Linked DNA regions of Homo sapiens: region 1 is linked to region 2. A link is an interaction called in ENCODE POLR2A ChIA-PET data of the cell type or tissue named here. Cell type or tissue: Caco-2. All regions are shown on one strand. Each heading gives the region's core, and the rest is flanking DNA. Links, peaks and the distances in the headings are about the cores only.

Region 1 (10,200 bases), core at 171-8,170, 100 kb before region 2:
CAACTCTAACCTAATTCAGCATCCTCCTGTCTTACCACTGTTTCCCTTTTTCCTTTCCCCATTTCTTCCTGAGCTCAAAATTTAGGCACTATCTCGGATTCCAAACCCTGCATTCTGTCACCATTATTTCAAACTGCATGTAGGAACTGTCACTTCTCTATACTTATAATAAGGCAAAAACTTGGTACTAGCCCATATGATTTCCCACTGCTAATCAGCTGGCCTCCAATACCTCCTACTCTCTTTGAAATTGTCCATTTTGTCAAGCTTATGAGAAAAAATTTTGACAAAATTTTATGACACAAATGAACAATTTTGTCAAACTTCTGAGACAATTTTTGGTAATTTCATGTTGGCCAGGTTGGTCTCGAACTCCTGACCTCAGGTGATCTACCTGTCCCAGCCTCCCAAAGTGCTGGGATTATAGGTGTGAGCCACCGTGCCTGGGCTTTTTTTTTTTTTTTTTTTTTTAAGAGACAGAATCTCACTGTTGCTCAGGCTGGAGCATGATCATAGCTCACCGCAGCCTCCTGAGTAGCTAGGACTATCCTTTGAGCTCAAGCGAGCCTCCTGTTTCAGCCTCCCAAGTAGCTAGGACTACAGTGGTGCACCACCATGCCCAAGTAATTAAAAAAAATTTTTTTTTGTAGGGACAGGGTCTCGCCATGTTGCCCAGGCTGGTCGGAAACTCCTGGCCTCAAGCAATCCTTTTGTCAATCCACTTCAGTCTCCCAAAGTGCTAGAATTACAGGTGTGAGCCAGTGCACCGGCCAATTTTGGTAAGACTTTTAACTGCTACATATTTTTAATTATACAGTATGGCAAAAAGAGAGAGATTATTTACATTTTTGTCACTTTAATGGAATTAGTTTCAAGTTTTTGCAAATATGAAAACTGGAAGCTTAAAGCCTTGGGCATTTACTGGACAATGTCTAACCTCCCCCCGCCCCCAGCCCCCTACACCCCAGCCAAAGAAATATGAATAAAGTTGAAATAATTCTTTTTTCTTTTTTTAACTACCGAGAACCCTGGATTTTTGTTTTGAGACAGAGTCTCGTTCTGTCTCGCACGCTAGAGCGCAGTGGCTCAATCATGGCTCACTGCAACCCTGACCTCCCAAGCTCAAGCAATCCTCCCATCTCAGCCTCCCAAAGTACCAGAATTACAGGTATGAGCCACTGTGCCTAGCCAAGTAATTTTTTAAAGTAAAACAAACAAACAAAAGCCAGGGGTTCTTAATCTGGGGTCTATGGAACAGGCCTCTAGGAATCCAGGCTTTCTCTGAAATTATTTGCAAAAGAGTAAAATGTAGATTTTTCTAGGAAGAGGATTCAAACATTTCATATTTATTCTCAAAGAGGTCTGCAACTCCATTTAGAAACACTGTCTACAGGTACATTAGGTGCTATGAGGACATGGATAAATAAGAAATTCTGCATAAAGGAATGAGGAAAAGCTATAACAACATATAAAAGCTGAATTGTCAAAGAATGGGGCTCAGCCAGCCAGAGAGAGGACCAAGAGAAAAGCAGGAGGAAAGGCAAGTAGGTATGAAAGTTAACCACATGTTTGGGAAACAGTTAACTAGCAACATAACGATATTATCTCTTTTCCACTCACCCCCCGATTTGTTTACCTCTCTCATTTTTCTCTTCTAGAACACCTTTAAGCAATATTTTGTCCAGGCCTTTCTTAGTCTATGTTTTCCCTGGGCAATCTCATTCACTCTTTCTCCTATAACCTATTTATCAGCTCTATTTTCACAGCTGTCATGCAACATCAATAATAAAAACACTTATTAAGCAATTTCTAATGTACAAGCATCAGGTTAAGATTTACATGTGTTGGCTGGGCACGGTGGCTCATGCCTGTAATCCCAACACTTTGGGAGGCCAAGGCAGGCGGATCACCTGAGGTTGGGAGTTCAAGACAAGCCTGACCAACATGGAGAAACCCTGTCTCTACTAAAAATACAAAATCAGCCGGGCACAGTAATGCATGTCTGTAGTCCCAGCTACTTGGGAGGCTGAGGCAAGAGAATCGCTTGAAGCTGGGAGGCAGAGGCTGCGGTGAGCCAAGATGGCGCCACTACACTCCAGCCTGGGCAACAAGAGCGAAACTCCCTCAAAAAAAAGAAAAAAAAGATTTACATTGTGTTATCTCAAGAAAACTAGTGAGGTAGGAACTCAAATATAAGGGGATTTAAGAGATCTCTGGTAACCTTTGACACATCAGTTCTACAGGGGAAGGAGCTAATACAGAAAAAGATTCAAGAGGGAAAATGAATTGATTCTCCATGGTGGCTGTCCTAACTGTCCCTCTGAGCACCATCACCCTCCTTAACACCTAACACAATCTCCTACTTTGAGGAAATAGGCATGAACAACTGTAACTTCTGCTGCTTGTTTTCCAAATTATGGAAGGATAGATCTCTTGTACCTTCCTAAGGCTCATCCAACCTCATCATGCCATGTATTCCAAGATTTTGTCAATTTGTTTTCCCTGTCTTCAATCTTCCCCAACCCCGACAGGCTCCGACTCCTAAACATGGTTAAGCTCCTTAAAGCATCCTTCTCTCAATCCTATTTCTTCCTCAAACTTTCTCCTTTCCACTAACACAAGATTTTTTGAAAGATTAGAATAACCTACATCTGTTACCTTTAATGAGATGCTCAGGAAGTGGAGGTAACAATGCCAGGAAGAAAAATGTTATAATATTTGAAGAAATGGGCCGGGTGTGGTGGCTCACGCCTGTAATCCCAGCACTTTGGGAGGCCGAGGCCGGTGGATCACGAGTTCAGGAGATCGAGACCATTCTATCCTGGCTAACACGATGAAACCCCGTCTCTACTAAAAATGCAAAAAAATTAGCCGGGCGTGGTGGTGGGTGCCTGTAGTCCCAGCTACTCGGGAGGCTGAGGCAGAAGAATGGCGTGAACCCAGGAGACAGAGCTTGCAGTGAGCCGAGATCGCACCACTGCACTCCAGCCTGGGCAAAAGAGCGAGACTCCGTCTCAAAAAAAAAAAAAAAAAAAAGAATATTTGAAGAAATGTACCTTAAGATAGCCACTATGGAAAACAGGAATAATAACTAACAGTCTTAACCATTTTTTAGTCCCAAATCTCACACTAACAAAAGCTATGCAACCTCTCCCTTGAAAAATGCACACACACAGGCAAAGTTTATATGTAATTTCAAGGGGCTCACAGGACACCTCACCACCAAGCAGGTTAAGATTTCTGTATTAGACATAAATATTAAAAGACTATGAATCAGGGCCGGGTGCACTGGCTCACGCCTGTAATCTCAGAGCTTTGGGAGGCAGAGGCAGGCGGATCATCTGAAGTCAGGAGTTCAAGACCAGCCTGGCCAACATGGCGAAACCCCGCCTCTAATACAAAAATTAGCCGGGTGTGGTGGTGCACGCCTGTAATCCCAGCTACTCGGGAGGCTGAGGCAGAAGAATTGCTTGAACCTGTGACGCGGAGGTTGCAGTGAGCTGAGACTGTGCCACTGCACACACCAGCCTGGGTGACAAGAGTGAAACTCCATCTCAAAAAAAAAAAAAAAAAAAAAAAAAGAAAAAGAAAGAAAAGAAAAAAAAAAAGACTATGAATCAGACAGAGTGCGGTGGCTCACGCCTGTAATCCCAGCACTCTGGGAGGCCAAAGCGGGTGGCTCACTTGAGGCTAGGAGTTAGAGACCAGCCTGGCCAACATGCCTGTAGTCCCAGCTACTTGGAAGGATGAGGCAGGAGAACTGCCTGAACCCAGGAGGCTTAAGTTGCACTGAGCTGTGATTGCGTCACTGCATTCCAGCCTGTGTGACAGGGTGAGATTCTGTCTCAAAAAAGACTAAGAATCAGCATTAGACAAACTTATGAAAAGAACCCTAGGGCCATACAAGCTCCTTCAAGTCACTGCACTGCTCTTAAACAAGTGTGAATAAAAATGTAATACTACTTTTTGGGTTTTTTTTTTTTTTTTGAGATAGGGCCTTACTCTGTCACCCAGGCTGGAGAGCAGTGGTGTGATCATATCTCACTGCTGGCTCGACTTGCTGGGCTCAAACAATCCTCCCACCTCAGCCTCTTGAGCAGCTGGGGCTACAGGCACAAGCCACCACACCTGGCTAATTAAAAAAAAATACAAAAACAGAGAGAGATAAGGTCTCACTATATTCGCCAGGCTGTTCTCAAACTCCTGGGCTCAAGCAATCCTCACGCCTTGGCCTCCCAAAGTGCTAGGATTAGAGGCATGAGTCACCATGCCTTGGCCTGTAATGTTATTAAGATGATACTGTTATCACAATTAAATATAATGATCCACTGATATTCTGGGGACAACTCAGAAAATTTTTAAATAAAGTAGGTATTGAATGTTATTAAGGATTTCTGATTAATTCTGTTAGATCTTTTTTTTTTTTTTGAGACGGAGTCTTGCTCTGTCGCCAGGGTGGAGTGCAATGGTGCGATCTCAGCTCACTGCAACCTTCGCCTCCCGGGTTCAAGTAATTCTCCTGCCTAAGCCTCCCGAATAGCTGGGATTAGAGGCGCGTGCCACCACACACGGCTAACTTTTTGTATTTTAGTAGAGATGGAGTTTCACCATGTTGTCTGGGATGGTCTCGATATCCTGACCTCGTGATCCACCCGCCTCGGCCTCCCAAAGTGCTGGGATTACATGCATGAGGCTCCGCGCCCGGCCCTCTTTTTTTTTTTTTGAGACAGCGTTTCACTCTTGCTGCCCAAGCTGTAGTGCAATGGTGTGATCTCAGCTTACTGCAACCTCCGCCTCCCGGGTTCAAGCAATTCTCCTGCCTCAGCTTCCCAAGCAGCTGGGATTACAAGTGTGCACCACCATGCCCAACTAATTTTTTGTATTTTTAGTACAGACAGGGTTTCACCACGTTGGCCAGGCTGGTCTTGAACTTCTGACCTTAGGTGATCCGTCCGCCTCAGCCTCCCAAAGTGCTGGGAGTACAGGCGTGAGCCACTGCGCCGGCCTATTAGATCTTAACAAAGGTACTGTGGCCACACACACACACACACACACACACACACACACACACACACAAAAGGCCTTATTTTTTAGAGCTACATATTAAAATATTTAGGAGAAAAATATCATGATGTCTACAATTAACAAACAATTCAGAAAATAAAAGGAAAAAAATCCCCCAAAATATTAGCATGTAAAAATAAGCTACTTTTTGAAAAGGTATCTGCACTCCCATGTTTATTGCTGCACAGTTCACAATAGGCAAAATATAGAATCAACCTAAGTGCCCACCAACAGATGAATGAATAAAGAAGATGTGGTGGCTGGGCACAGTGGCTCATGAGGTCAGGAGTTTGAGACCAGCCTGACCAACATGGTAAAACCCCGTCTCCACTAAAAAATACAAAAAAATTAGCCGGGCGTGGTGGCGTGTGCCTGTAATCCCAGCTACTCAGGAGGCTAAGGCAGGAGAATCACTTTAACCCAGGAGGTGGAGGTTGTGGTGAGCCAAGATTGCACTACCGCACCTCAGCCTGAGCGACATAGCAAGACTCCTTCTCAAAAAAAAAAAAGATGTGGTATATATACCCAGTGGAATATTATAGCCACAAAAAAGAATGAAATTCTGTCATGCAGCACATGGTTAGAACTGGAAGTCCCTAAGTGAAGTAAGCCAAGCACAAAAAGACAAATATCACATGTTCCCACTCATATGTGGGAGCTAAAAAAAAAAGTAGATCTCATGGAGAGAGAGTAGAATGGTGGTTACCAGAGGCTGGGAAGAGTAGGGGAGTAGAGAGTTGAAGAGAAGCTGATCAACAGGTACAAATATATGGTTTGAAAGAAGAAATAAGACCTAGTAGATCAGTAGGGTGACTATAGTTTACAATAACCTGTTGTAAATTTTAAAATAGCTAGAAGAGAATAATTTGAATGTTTCTAGCATAAACACATAGAGTGATGAATATTCCAAGTACACTGATTTAATATTTACAGATTATATAAATGTATATTAGATTATCACATGCATCCCTAAACCATGTACACCTATTATGCATCAATTCTTTTTTTTGAAAAAGCTACTTTTGGGCTGGGCACGGTGGCTCATGCCTGTAATCCTAGCACTTTGGGAAGCTAAGGTGGGTGGATCACGAGGTCAGGAGTTTGAGACCAGCCTGGCTAACATGCTGAAACCCCGTCTCTACTAAAAATACAAAAAATTAGCCGGGCATGGTGGTGGGCGCCTGTAATCCCAGCTACTTGGGAAGCTGAGGCAGGAGAATCGCTTGAAACCAGAAGGTGGAGGTTGTAGTGAGCTGAGATTGTGCCACCGTACTCCAGCATGGGTGAAAGAATGAAGCTCTGTCTCAAAAAAAAAAAAAAAAAAAAAAGAAAAAAAGAAAAAAAGTTACTTTCGACCGGGCATGCTGGCTCATGCCTATAATCCCAGCACTTTGGGAGGCCGATGCAGGTATATCATTTAAGGCCAGGAGTTTGAGACCAGCCTGAACGACACGGCGAAACCCCATCTCTACTAAAAATAAACAAACAAAAAAATTAACTGGGCATGGTGGCACATGCATGTAATCCCAGGAACTTGGGAGACTGAGGCACAATAATTGCTTGAACCTAGGAGGTAGAGGTTGCAGAGAGCCAAGACTGCGCCACTGCACTCCAGCCTAGGTGACAGAGCGATTGTCTCCCAAAAAAAAAGCTGAGCACGGTGGCTCACACCAGTAATCACAGCACTTTGAGGCTGAGGTGGGTGGATTGCTCGAGCTCAATAATTTGAGACCAGCCTGGGCAGCATGGCAAAACCCTATCTCTACAAAAAACACCCCCCAAAACAAAAAACCCCCCAAAATTAGCTGGGCATAGTGGCATGTGTCTGTAGTACCAGCTATTCAGGAGGCTGAGTTGGGAGGATCATCTTAGCCTGGGAAGTGGAGATTGCAGTAAGCCAAGATTGTGCCACTGCACTCCAGCTTGGCTAACAGAGTGAGACCCTGTCTCAAAAAAAAAAAAAAAAAAAAAAAAAAACTACTTTCATGCCAGATCTGTCAAGGGTGCAAAAAAGGAAATTACGAAAGACTGCAAGAATAAAATTGATATATGCTAAGGAAAGGTGATTTTGGTAAGCATAAAATCTTGTCATAAGAGACTCAAAAATTAAGTCAGGGAAACCAAGAGAAAAAAGATCAATGAGGGTCTACATTGTTTCTTTTCCATAAGGAAAAACTTATCTTCCCTCTGTGTAATTTTATTATTTGTGGAACTTCGGAATAACAAAACCCACCCCCCATATTACGCGTAAAAATGAGTTAGGTGCCCAGACTGGGCAACACAGCAAGACCCTGTCTCTACCCCCAAGAAAAGGAATAAATTAGCTGGGTGTGGTGGCATATGCCTACAGTCCCAGCTACTCAGGAGGCTGAGGTGGGAGGACTGCTTGAGCCCAGGGGTTCGAGGCTGCAGTGAGCTAAGATTGCGTCACTGCACCCCAGCCTGGGTGGCAGAGCAAGACCCTGTTGTCTCAAAAAACTGGTGTTTTCACTAAGAGGTATGGATGAGTTACTCTGGCTTCACATTACTGACAGTGAAGAATCGTGAGTCCTATTCTAGACCAAGCTGGCTACCCTGGCACTACACTGCAGTGTTACCATTGATTCTTTGTTTTTTGAGACAGAGTCTTGCTCTGTTATCCAAGCTGGAGTGCAGTGGCGTGATCATGGTTCACTCTAGCCTTGACCTACTGGGCTCAAGCAATCCTCCCACCTCTACCTCCTGAGTAGCTACGACTATAGGCGTGCGCCACCACACCCAATTTTTGTATTTTTTTTGTAGAGACGGGGTTTCTCCATGCTGCCCAGGCTGGTCTTGAACTCCTAAGCTCAATCTGCCTGCCTCGGCCTCTCAAAGTGCTGAGATTACAGGTGTGAACCACTGCACCTGGCCCGGTTGATTCTAATATACATTCTACTCCCAAATGATTAGTCCAAAGTTTCACTGTCTAATATGGTGGCACCAGCAACATGTATCTAGTGAACACTTAAAATGTGGTAAGCTCAAACCCAATTTAGATTTGTATTTCAAAAGATCTGTTTTTTAATGGAGGAAAAAAGAATGACGAATATCTCATTAATTTTAAATTTTGAGTTCATGTTGAAATATTTTTAATATACTGAATAAAATATGCTGTTAAAATTAATTTTGCCTGTTTTTTTAAACTTTACAGTAGACGCCCTTTGCCAATGGGAAATATACGTTCCAAGACCCCCAGTGCATACATGAAACCTCAGATAGTATTGAACCCTATACATACCGTGTTTTTTCATATATATATATATATATACCTATGATAAAGTTTAATTTATAAATTAGGCAAAGAGATTAACAATTAAAAATATATAATATATAAAAGGATAATTATAACAATATACTGTAATAAAAGTTATGTGAATGTGGTGTCTCTCTCAATAATCTTATTGTACTGCACTCACCTAGTTTTGGACTGTGATTGAGACTAAAATTGAGGATAAGGGAGCGCTACTGTATTTAAAGTGAAAAAAATTAAAATTACTCATGAAGCTTGCATATTTCTACTGCCTAGTGTTACTGTAAGCCATTAATGTCAATCCCACTTCCCTTGCCAATAAATGGTCAGAGATATAAAAGGAAAGCAATTCTCACTCATAAGAAAACAGATTCAAGAAAGAAAAATTGAGGATAAGGGAGCGCTACTGTATTTAAAGTGAAAAAAATTAAAATTACTCATGAAGCTTGCGTATTTCTACTGCCTAGTGTTACTGTAAGCCATTAATGTCAATCCCACTTCCCTTGCCAATAAATGGTCAAAGAGATATAAAAGGAAAGCAATTCTCACTCATAAGAAAACAGATTCAAGAAAGAAAGATGGGAAGATAAGATCTCTTCTTTGTCTAACAATTTTTTATCTGGACATAGTGCCTGACACTTATACAGCCACCCTGCTATGAGCCAGAGACAAGAGAATTGTTGAAAACCAGCAGGGCAGTCAAATTCTAGGCTGAAGCATCCATTTCTGTATCTCTCAGTTAAATGATATAACAGATATTCTTATTGTTTTCTTTTGTTTTGAGACAGAGACTCGCTCTGTCATCCAGGCTGGAGTGCAGTGGTGCGATCTCAGCTCACTGCAACCTCTACCTCCTGGGATCAAGTGATTCTCATGCCTTGGCTTCCTGAGTAGTTGGGATTACCTGCGCACACCACCACAGCCAGCGAATTTTTGTATTTTTAGTAGAGATGTGGTTTTGCCATGTTGGCCAGACTGGTCTCCCCTGGCCTCAACTGATCCACCCACCTAAGCCTCCCAAAGTGCTGGGATTACAGGTGTGAGCCACCACACCCAGTCCTTATTGTTTAATTCATTTTTAGTTAAGGATTTTTACTTGTAGCAAATGCATCCAGATAATATGCATATGTCTTCTATGCTTTTGATCATGCTGTTTTCAATCACCTAAAAGCTTTTCTTACTACTCTCCATCCATCTAAACCTTTCTTAAATTTAAGCACGACTTTCTTGGAAACCTAGCCACAAGGATTTTTTCCCTTCTCTGAAGTATTTCACCTATCAATGATATCTTAAAATGTCTATGTTTATAATATACTATCTTGTTCTCACATTTTCCTATATTTACATAATTTTTGTCTTTACAACAAAACTGGAAATCCCGTAAAGGACATGAGAAGTATTCTCAATACTGGGCTTAAATCCTCACTATGTATCCCCAGTAGAGGTGTATTTAGAGGTGTACGCTCATAAGCAAATGACTCAATTTCTTTGAGCTTATGTTCAGCCTACATCTATCTATAAAATGTACAGTGTAGAAAAACATTCCAGCTTACCTTATATTTCACTGAAAGCACTGTCTTAATGATAAAGTACTTCATAATATTATCTTTTTTTTTTTGGAGATGGAGTTTTGCTCTTGTTGCCCAGACTGGAGTGCAATGGCATGATCTCAGCTCACTGCAACCTCCGCCTCCCGGGTTCAAGCGATTCTCCTGTCTCAGCCTCCCGAGTAGCTGGGATTACAGGTGCCCGCCACCACACCCAGCTAATTTTTGCATTTTTAGTAGAGATGGGGCTTCGCCATGTTGGCCGGGCTGGTCTCGAATTCCTGACTTCAGGTGATCTGCCTGCTTCGGCCTCCCAAA
Region 2 (11,008 bases), core at 1,785-9,784:
ATAAATATAAACTGGAGTAAACCTGCTGAAGGACAACTATAGAGCGTATAACGTGGATCTGACCTGGTTTGTGGGAGGCTGATTTGTGAGAACTGACCTTGTTTGTGGGAGTGGTGGTCAGGGAAGGCTTCTCTGAAGAAGTGACATCTTTCTATGAACCAGGTGAAGCCAAAAGTGCCTGTTGGACAAAGTAGCATGTGTGAAGGATGATATTTGTTGTCAGCTTTGTGATAGTCACATGCTAAATGTTTTCATGTTTAATATCTTGTTTTTCTCTCCTTTTTATTAAATTAGAACCCAAGTTCAATAAAGTACAAACATCTTTTTTTTTTTTTTTGAGATGGAGTCCTGCTCTGTGACCCAGGCTGGCGGATCTCGGCTCACTGCAGCCTGTGCCTCTCAGGTTTAAGCAATTCTCCTGCCTCGGCCTCCCCAGTAGCTGGGATTCCAGGCGTGCACCACCACGCACAGCTAATTTTTGTATTTTTAGTAGACGTGGGGTTTCACCATGTTGGCCGGGCTGTTATTGAACTTCTGACTTCAGGTGATCTGCCTATCTCAGCCTCCCAAAGTGTTGGGATTACAGGCATGAGCCACTGCGCCTGGCCTAAATAAAGTACAAAGATCTTAAGGGTATAACTTGGTACTTTTTTATCATTGTATATGCCCATATAATTATTTATTATCTCATTCTCACAGATAATAACCTTGTGGGGTATTATCATTATACCCATTTTACAGATGAGGAAACTGAGGCACAGAAAAGTTGTGGGTTTTTTGTTGTCGTTGTTGTTTTTGAGACAGAGTCTTACTCTATTGCCCAAGCTGGAGTGCAGTGGTGCAATTACAGCTCACTGCAGCTTCAACCTCCTGGGCTCAGGTGATCCTCCTGCCTCAGCCTCCTAAGTCGCTGGGACTACAGGTGTGTACCACCATACTCGGCTAGTTTTTTGTATTTTTTGTAGAGATGGGGTTTTGCCATATTGCTCAGGCTGGTCTCAAACTCCCGAGTTCAAGTGATCCACACACCTTGGCCTCCCAAAATGCTGGGATTACAGGCGTGAGCCACCACACCAGAAAAGTTGTGATTTGCCTCAGGTTGCATACATCAGGTGAAGAGCAGAGACAGGATTCCAGACCAGATCCTGACTCTAGCCCAGTGCATTTTCTTCTACTGGATGAGTGGTTTGGAGAACTACTTTACCTGTCTGCCTTCACAAGCCTTTTAAGATGGGGTGATAAAAGTTTGGATGTGCTGTCTCCTCAGGGAGAGTGTATTGCTTTCATCATTTTCTCATGGAGTCCCAGGGCCAAAAAGATGAAGAACAATTCCTAATAAAGGGCTCTTCTCTCCCTGTTCCTTTCTCTTGAGAATTGCTGGGAATTCTAAGAATGCTCTTCTTCAGATAGACCTTCCCCACCAAGCCCTTTGTCACCTGTAGCTCTGCCTCTCCCATCCCTTCCCCTCCCTTCTCATCTCACCCTGGCTTGCTAGCACTTTACAGTCCCTGAAAGGGGCCTTGCCAAGTTTCCTTGGCCCAGAACTCCATGGGGAGGTTGAGTTGGGTATGTTTGTGTTTCTGTCTGGCACGTTAGAGGCTCATCCTCCAGTTTGGTGCTAGGCTCTGGTGGAGACTAGCAGAAGGGGTGGGGAAGCTGAATTTTTTTATTTGCTTGGAAGACAATCTCTCCCCCAAGTTCCTGGAGCCAGAGCATACCTGGAATACATTCCATTTGCTGACTCTGAGCTTTAGCAATGTGGACCTGGGAAGCTGGCCTATGGATGGTGTTGGCTCTGGCTCTCAGCTGAGACAAGTTTACCTGACCTGGGGCCCCTTAAAGTGGCACTTTTTTTTTTTTTTTTTGAGATAGAGTTTCACTCTTGTTGCCCAGGCTGGAGTGCAATGGCGTGATCTTGGGTCACTGTAACCTCCGTCTCCCAGGTTCAAGCGATTCTCCTGCCTCAGCCTCCCGAGCAGCTGGGATTACAGGCCCCCGCTACCACGCCCGGCTGATTTTGTATTTTTAGTAGAGACAGGGTTTCACCATGTTGGTCAGGCTGGTCTCAAACTCCTGACCTCAGGTGATCCACACGCCTTGGCCTCTGAAAATGCTGGGATTACAGGCGTGAGCCACCATGCCCGGCCGAGTGGCACAGTTTTTAAACCACATTTAAATATTTTTGGCTGGGTGCGTGGCTCATGCCTGTAATCCCAGCACTTTGGGAGGCTGAGGCGGGCAGATCACCTGAGGTCAGGAGTTTGAGACCAGCCTGGCCAATATGGTGAAACCCCATCTCTACTAAAAACAAAAATTAGCCGGGCATGGTGGCAGGTGCCTGTAATCCCAGCTACTCGGGAGGCTGAGGCAGGAGAATTGCTTAAACTCGGGAGGCAGAGGTTGCAGTGAACCAAGATCACGCCATTGCACTTCAGCCTGGGCAACAAGAGCAAAACTCTGTCTCAAAAAAAACACAACCTTTTCTTGAATAGATAATACATCTACGTGGTTCCAAATTCAAAAGGGACATAAGAGATATACAGTAGAATGTCCACTCCTTTCTGCTCTTCCAGAGAATAGAAACTCTCCCATCCCTGTTCCTAGTCCTCAGTTCCTCCACCTCAAAGGCATCACTGCTATCAGTGTTTTTAAGTTTCTTTCCAGAAGTGGGATGATATACTTTGAGGTCTTCTATATTTTAAATGAGCTCTGGGAGAGAAGGCCCCCTTTTCTCCAGTGAGATGGAGGTATCTGCTCAGCAGGGTGTGGGTTCTGCCTTCCCTTGGTGGGAGGAAGGGAAGAAGGCACACAGTGTTTTTTTTTTTTTTTTTTGGAGATAGAGTTTTGCTTTTGTCACCCAAGCTGGAGTGCAGTGGCGCAATCTCGGCTCACTGCAACCTCCACCTCCCGGGTTCAAGCAATTCTTCTGCTTCAGCCTCCTGAGTAGCTGGGATTACAGGCATGCGCCACCACGCCTAGCTAAGTTTTTGTATTATTAGTAGAGACAAGGTTTCACCGTGTTGGTCAGGCTGGTCTTGAACTCCTGACCTCAGGTGATCCACCTGCCTCAGCCTCCCAAAGTGCTGGGATTATAGGCATGAGCCACTGTACCTGGCCACATGGTGGTATTATATGTATGTATGAAGATCAAGTAAAATCTTTTTTTTTTTTTTTGAGACAGGGTCTCACTCTGTCACCCAGGCTGGAGAACAGTGGCATAATCACTGCTCACTGCAGCCTCTCTCAAGCTCAAGTGATCCTCCCACCTCAGCCTCCCAAGTAGCTGGGATTACAGGTGTGCACCACCAGGCCCAGTTTATTTTTGTATTTTTTGTAGAGATGGGGTTTCACCATGTTGCCCGGACTGGTCTTGAACTCCTGAGCTCAAGCAGTCCACCCGCCTTGGCCTTCCAAAGTGGTGGGATTACAGGTGTGAGCCACTGCTCCTGGCCATCAAGCAAAATCTTTAAACTTTTAACAAAGCCTAGCTCCCCAGGGCTGTATCAGAGGAAGTGGATTCTTTTAGGTTAGTGAGTCTCAAAGTGTGGTACCTGGACCAGTAGCATCAGTATCACCTGGGGAACTTGGTTAGAAATGCAAATTCTCAAGTCCTAACCCAGACCTACTGAATCAGAAGCTCTGGAGGTTAGGTCCAGCAACCGGTATGTTAAAAGGCTCTCCAGGGGCCTTCTGTTAGTCTGAGAATCAGTGGTTTATCTAGTAGGAACTGACAGGGAAGTCAGCCCGCAGGTAGAAGTTTCATAGTTTCTAGTGAAGTCTCTCAGCCTAAACTCATTTCTTCATCTTCTAGGACTCCTCCTATTTATGGAGCAGGCACCCAACATGGCTGAGCCCCGGGGCCCCGTAGACCATGGAGTCCAGATTCGCTTCATCACAGAGCCAGTGAGTGGTGCAGAGATGGGCACTCTACGTCGAGGTGGACGACGCCCAGCTAAGGATGCAAGAGCCAGTACCTACGGGGTTGCTGTGCGTGTGCAGGGAATCGCTGGGCAGCCCTTTGTGGTGCTCAACAGTGGGGAGAAAGGCGGTGACTCCTTTGGGGTCCAAATCAAGGGGGCCAATGACCAAGGGGCCTCAGGAGCTCTGAGCTCAGATTTGGAACTCCCTGAGAACCCCTACTCTCAGGTCAAGGGATTTCCTGCCCCCTCGCAGAGCAGCACATCTGATGAGGAGCCTGGGGCCTACTGGAATGGAAAGCTACTCCGTTCCCACTCCCAGGCCTCACTGGCAGGCCCTGGCCCAGTGGATCCTAGTAACAGAAGCAACAGCATGCTGGAGCTAGCCCCGAAAGTGGCTTCCCCAGGTAGCACCATTGACACTGCTCCCCTGTCTTCAGTGGACTCACTCATCAACAAGTTTGACAGTCAACTTGGAGGCCAGGCCCGGGGTCGGACTGGCCGCCGAACACGGATGCTACCCCCTGAACAGCGCAAACGGAGCAAGAGCCTGGACAGCCGCCTCCCACGGGACACCTTTGAGGAACGGGAGCGCCAGTCCACCAACCACTGGACCTCTAGCACAAAATATGACAACCATGTGGGCACTTCGAAGCAGCCAGCCCAGAGCCAGAACCTGAGTCCTCTCAGTGGCTTTAGCCGTTCTCGTCAGACTCAGGACTGGGTCCTTCAGAGTTTTGAGGAGCCGCGGAGGAGTGCACAGGACCCCACCATGCTGCAGGTCAGACCCAGCCCCTCCCTGACTTCTAAATGTCAGCCCCTTCTCCCTTCTCATCAGCTTTTACCCACCAGCCATGAGCCTCCTTGCTAATTCAAATAGCCTAGGCAGAAACTCTCTGCCTTTTGTTCTCTACTGTATCTGTCCACAAAATAGGTGATATTCACATGCACAGGATATTTCCATGGGTAAAATTCTAAAGAAAATGGAGCAAGCTATAAAATCACTATTCACAAGTTTGGACCTAGTTGTCATTGCCACAACCATTAACTATGGCTCAGTCACCAGCATTTGCAAGGTCTGCAGAATATGTAAGGCGGGCTTGGAGGATAAGAGCAGTTTCCTTGGTGCTCTTGCCAAAATTCCACACCTTTCTCTCCTACTCAGGAATGTAAGTAAGTGAGGGAGTGACTTTACTTTGAGAGAAACGTAAGTCTGTTTTAAAAGTAAATTATTTATAAACTCTAGCATGTTAACTACCATTAGTGACAAATCACTTGTGGCACAGTTTGCAGCTGGTTGAGATGTTTGTTGAGGAAAATCTGGTTTACAGCAACAGTGCAGAGGTGCATCCTGTGTTGGCCTCTCCCTGGCCTGTTGCTCAGGCCTCCACAGCATGTTTTCCTTGCTGCATTTCAGGATTGTTCATCATGCTTGAAGGGACTTGACCTGAGACTGCCACTTCTCCTCCATCTGAACCCCACGCATGCTTCTGGCCTAATCTTCCTATTTCTTTCTTTCTTTCTTTTTTTTTTCTTTTTCTTTTTTTTTAACAGTTCAAATCAACTCCAGACCTCCTTCGAGACCAGCAGGAGGCAGCCCCACCAGGCAGTGTGGACCATATGAAGGCCACCATCTATGGCATCCTGAGGGAGGGGTGAGTGGGGGCCCCCCCAACAACAGAGGCATACCCCTCCTTCTTTTTCTTCTAGCTTTGTTTCCCATCTTCCCTGATTTTACCCTTTCCTGATCTCTGCTACCTCTTTCCTCCCCTAACCCTTGCTTCTATCCTTTTATCCTCTAGAAGCTCAGAAAGTGAAACCTCTGTGAGGAGGAAGGTTAGTTTGGTGCTGGAGAAGATGCAGCCTCTAGTGGTGAGTGGCCTTCTCTGGATGGGAGCAAGGGTCAAGGTTAGAGCTTTGAGGGCCTCAGGGGATCCAGACTTGGACTCACTCCCTTCCCCCACACCCCCCATATCTCTGGCAGATGGTTTCTTCTGGTTCTACTAAGGCCGTGGCAGGGCAGGGTGAGCTTACCCGAAAAGTGGAGGAGCTACAGCGAAAGCTGGATGAAGAGGTGAAGGTAAGGAAAGGTTAGAGGTGCCGGAGGCATGAAGGAAAACAGGGAAAAAGCCTTGGCCTGGAGATGGGCTGAGCTGACCCTTCTAAGCAATGGAACAAGCATGTTTGTGTCTTATGAGACAAGAGACAAGAATGTGTACTAATTCCAGGAAGGACTTCTGGGGTTCTGTGGGGGTTAGGGAGGCAGAGCACATTAGGAATCTACCTACCTTCCATTCCACTCCCTTTGGGAGTTCCCATCCTGGCTCTGCCCCTTACTAGCTATATAAAACTTAAGAAAATTACTTACATTCTCTGTGCCTCAATTTTTTTTTATCATTATCATAATAATGGCAATAGTAGTAGCTATCATTTATTGAGTATAATTTTGGTAGTATGTACTGTCCTGGGTACTGTAATCATTATAGTTACCCTGTGAATACCTATTCTGGACCCTTTTCTGATGAGAAAACTGAAGATCAGAGAGGCTAAGTAAATTGCCTATGGTAGTAAGTTGCAGAGAGGAATGAAAAAATCCGGGTCAGTCTTATTCTAAAGCCAGTGTACCCTTTTTAAAAACATGTCTTCTGCCTTTCATCATATTGGTTTGTGTGTAGTTGGTGCTCAATAAATGTTGGATTGTAACTTCCCTTGTCTTTTGGAAATCACTGTAGTGTAATGATTAAGTGATTGGCTGTGGAGCCAAACTAACTGGGTTCAAATCCTGGTTCTGTTACTTGTTGGCTGTGTAACTGACCTTGGGCAAGTTCTTTAAATGTTCTAAGCCTCTGTTTCCTAAATTGTAAAGTGGGGATTATGATAGTACTATATTAATTAACTATTGCTGTGTAACAAATTACCCAAAACTCAATAGCTTTAAACAAACATTTCCCAGCCGGGCGCAGTGGCTCACACCTGTAATCCTTTGGGAGGCTGAGGCAGGCAGATCACCTGAGGTTGGGAGTTTGAGACCAGCCTGACCAACATGGAGAAATCCTGTCTCTACTAAAAATACAAAATTAGCCTGGTATGGTGGCACATGCCTGTAATCCCAGCTACTTGGGAGGCTGAGGCAGGAGAATTACTTGCACCCGGGAGGTGGAGGTTGTGGTGAGCTGAGATCCTGCCATTGCACTCCAGCCTGGGCAACAAGAGTGAAACTCTTTCTCAAAAAAAAAGCATTTCCCAGAGTCTGAGGATGAAGAACCTGGGATCAGCTTAACAGGGTAATTGTGGCTCTGAGCCTGTTATAAGGTTCCAGTCCAGCTTCTGGCTGTGGCCAAAAGAAGTAAATTGGAGGATCTGCTTCTAAAATGGCTTACTCAGGGCCAGGCATGGTGGCTTACGCCTATAATCCCAGCACTTTGGGAGGGCAAGGTGGGAGGACCACTTGAACCCAGGAGTTTGAGACCAGCCTGGGCAACATAGTGAGAACCCGCCTCTACAAAAAATTAGCCAGATGTGATGGCATGTGCCTGTAGTTCCAGCTACTTAGGAGACTGAAGTGGGAGGATTTTTTGAGCCCAGGAGGTTAAGACTGCAGTGAGCTGTGATTGCACTGCTGCACTCCAGCCTGGGTGCCAGAGCAAGACCCTGTCTCAAAAAAATATAAATAAGTGAATGAAGCAAACAAAACCAGTTTAATGAATAAGATAGACAAAACCAGCTTAATTGGCTGGGTGCAATGGCTCACACCCATAATCCCAGCCCTTTGGGAGGCTGAGGTGGGTGGATCACCTGAGGTCAGGAGTTTGAGACCAGCCTGGCCAACATGGTGAAACCCTGTCTCTACTGAAAATACAAAAATTAGTTGGGCATGGTGGCAGGCATCTGTAATCCCTGCTGCTTGGGAGGCTGAGGCAGGGAGACTTGCTTGAACCTGGGAGGCAGAGGTTGCCATGAGCCGAGATTGCGCCACTGCACTCCAGCTTGGGCAACAGAGCGAGACTCCATCTCAAAAAACAAACAAACAAAAAAAACAAAAAACCAGGCCGGGCGCTGTGGGAGGCTGAGGTGGACAGATTACCTGAGGTCGGGAGTTTGAGACCAGCCTGACCAACATGGAGAAACCCTGTCTCTACTAATAATACAAAAATTAGCCAGGTGAGGTGATGCATGCCTGTAATCCCAGCTACTTAGGAGGCTGAGGCACGAGAATTGCTTGAACCCGGGAGGTGGAGGTTGCGGTGAGCTGAGATCTCGCCATTGCACTCCAGCCTAGGCAAGAGCAAAACTCCATCTCAAAACAAAACACCAAGAAAAAAAAAAAATCAATAAAAATAATAAAAACCCAGCTTAATCAAATGGCTGTTGGTTGTAAACCTCAGTTCCTGGCTGTTTGGCCTTCCTCACAGAGCTACTTTTGAGTATCCTCACAATATAACAGCTATTTTTTTCCCAGAGTGAGGGATCCAAGAGAAAAGCTGCAATGCCTTTTTATGACCTAACATCAGAATTTACTCATCACGTCCTCCTTTTTCTGTTTGTTAGAAGGAAGCCCCTAAGTCAAGCCCGTGCTCGAGGCAAACAGAATTAGGCTTTATCTTTTGAAAGAAATGTCAGATAATTTGTGAACATATTTTACATCATCACAAGTACCAAGGCTAGTTATGAGGATTAGATGTGGATAATACACATAAGGTCCTAAGTATAGTGTCTATCATACAGCAAGTGTCCAATGAGTGTTAGACATTCCCATTATTCTGAGTCTTTCTGAGAGGCTTTCCCTACCCTCTACCTGCTGTACTCTCATTCCCTTTTACAGAAGCGGCAGAAGCTAGAGCCATCCCAAGTTGGGCTGGAGCGGCAGCTGGAGGAGAAAACAGAAGAGTGCAGCCGACTGCAGGAGCTGCTGGAGAGGAGGAAGGGGGAGGCCCAGCAGAGCAACAAGGAGTGAGTGCAGCTGGTGGCGCACCTCGGGCTGCTTGGGGGCCTAGGCCAGGTTTAGAGGCCACTCCCTCTTTGCCCCTAGGGTTGAAGGAGACAGAAGGAAATCTCCAGAAGCTGAAAGGGGCAGTGTTGGTTTAAGGACAGGATAGGGCCTTTCTCTCTACCTTCTTTATCAATAATGGTGGTAGTGCATGATTTGGAGTTAAGCTACCTGGGTTTGCCTCTGTCTCAGATTCTTAAGCTATAAAATAGACTTAATAATAGTACCTACCTCACAGGATCATTGTAAGGATTCAGTCATCCATTCAGCAGATGTTTCATCAAGAATGCTGTGACAGGCATTAATCTAGGTTCCCAAGACACATCAGTGAACCCTATAGATGAAGGGCTCGCTCTCCAGAAGCTTAGTTTCTACTGAGAGGGAACAGACAGTAAACAAACATATTTTGCAAGTAAATTTGTAACACACGAGAAGGCAGTAAATACAACAGGGTAAGGCAGATCAGGAGGGCCAGGTTGTAGCGGGGCAGGTTGCAAAAATCAGGGGAGGCCTCATCAAGATTTGAAGGAAGGAAGTTTAAATGCATTAATAAATATGAATTAAAATATATGATGCGTTTAGAGAACTGCCTGACACATAGTGTGCAATAATGTTATCTATTATTAGGCTCCAGAACATGAAGCGCCTCTTGGACCAGGGTGAAGATTTACGACATGGGCTGGAGACCCAGGTGATGGAGCTGCAGAACAAGCTGAAACATGTCCAGGGTCCTGAGCCTGCTAAGGAGGTGTTACTGAAGGTAGGGTCTGGGGTCATATGCCCCAGCCTCTGCTTTTTCTCAGTTGGAGCATCCTCAAGTCTGCTCATCCATGGTTTCCCCAAAGTATGAGGAGTGGGTGGCTGATTACAGGTACTCAGTGTGCTTTCAGGTAGATTCAATGGTGTGTTGGGACTAGAGTTAGGATAAAGGAAACCTATCATTCTGGGCTCCAGTACTGGTACTAGAGCACCTGGTACTGTGCCTAATACGATAAATATTTTTTGACTCAGTGAATTGATAAACAGATGGATTCTAATATGGTCACCCCTGTACTTCTTCCTTTATTTTCTCCAGGACCTGTTAGAGACCCGGGAACTTCTGGAAGAGGTCTTGGAGGGGAAACAGCGAGTAGAGGAGCAGCTGAGGCTGCGGGAGCGGGAGTTGACAGCCCTGAAGGGGGCCCTGAAAGAGGAGGTAGCCTCCCGTGACCAGGAGGTGGAACATGTCCGGCAGCAGTACCAGCGAGACACAGAGCAGCTCCGCAGGAGCATGCAAGATGCAACCCAGGCATGTGACAAGAGCAGGGTCTGAGAGAGGAGGGCACTGCTGGAGAACAAGGCTGCCTTGGGATCTTGGACTTTTGGACTTTTCATGGTTGCAACTGGGAACTCCCCCTCTCCTCCTAAAGGACACAGTGAGATCTGCTGAAAACCTTGGGCAGGAAAACTATAGGGGCAGAGGGAGGGAGTACAGGCCAGAAGTACCTTGAGGTTGTGTGACAAAAGTCCCAAGGGGGACTGGGTGCGGTAGCTCATGCATGTAATCCCAGCACTTTGGGAGGCTGAGGCGGGTGGACTGCTTGAGCTCAGGAAGTTAGAGACCAGCCTGGGTAACATGGAGAAACCCCATCTCTGCCAAAAATACAAAAACTTAGCTGGGTGTAGTGATGCGTACTTGTAGTCCTAGCTACTTGGGAGGCTAAGGCAGGAGAATCGCTTGAACCAAGGAAGCGGAGGTTGCAGTGAGCCGAGATCATGCCATTGCACTTCACCCTGGGCAACACAGCGAGACTCTGTCCCCCTAAAAATAAAAAGTCCCAAGGGGAAATAACTGGGGAGGTTTCCTGTAGATGATAGAGGGGTGGACTGTGACTTGAGGAGAGAATCTCTGCTAGCATTGTACCAGGTACCACAAGAGTGTCAGGGGGTGCACCTGGCATGGTGCCCTCTGGGTCTAAGCCTTTCCTTGTACACACTCACACTTTGATTTGAAGTGACCTCTTCCCTCTGAGCCTTCTGGTGTCCAACTCTCCCCTTCTCTAGGACCATGCAGTGCTGGAGGCCGAGAGGCAGAAGATGTCAGCCCTTGTGCGAGGGCTGCAGA

Evidence for each region. Peaks named below come from ENCODE experiments on the same cell type or tissue, not always from the same donor. Only the 100,000 strongest peaks of a DNase experiment are listed, where the experiment ranks them.
Region 1: POLR2A ChIA-PET joins it to region 2 with 6 read pairs; 5 of 35 experiments call an interaction of 5 or more read pairs at or near these places.

Annotation. Positions count from the first base shown.
Region 1 is chr1:151,412,655-151,422,854 of GRCh38, forward strand. All of the region lies in intron 10 of POGZ (pogo transposable element derived with ZNF domain), which reads right to left. Among named protein-coding and RNA genes, the nearest start is that of PSMB4, 18 kb to the left of the region's middle. In Caco-2, for the core only: no CTCF peak of the experiment used is centred there; a DNase peak (open chromatin) is centred at 3,787.
Region 2 is chr1:151,514,695-151,525,702 of GRCh38, forward strand. It overlaps CGN (cingulin), which reads left to right. Exons shown (of 21, transcript NM_020770.3): 2 at 3,812-4,698; 3 at 5,472-5,572; 4 at 5,720-5,789; 5 at 5,902-5,997; 6 at 8,740-8,867; 7 at 9,532-9,664; 8 at 9,980-10,192; 9 at 10,948-11,008. The coding sequence starts at 3,826. Among named protein-coding and RNA genes, the nearest start is that of CGN, 8.8 kb to the left of the region's middle. RefSeq lists enhancers at 8,330-8,865, 8,820-10,019. In Caco-2, for the core only: no CTCF peak of the experiment used is centred there; no DNase peak of the experiment used is centred there.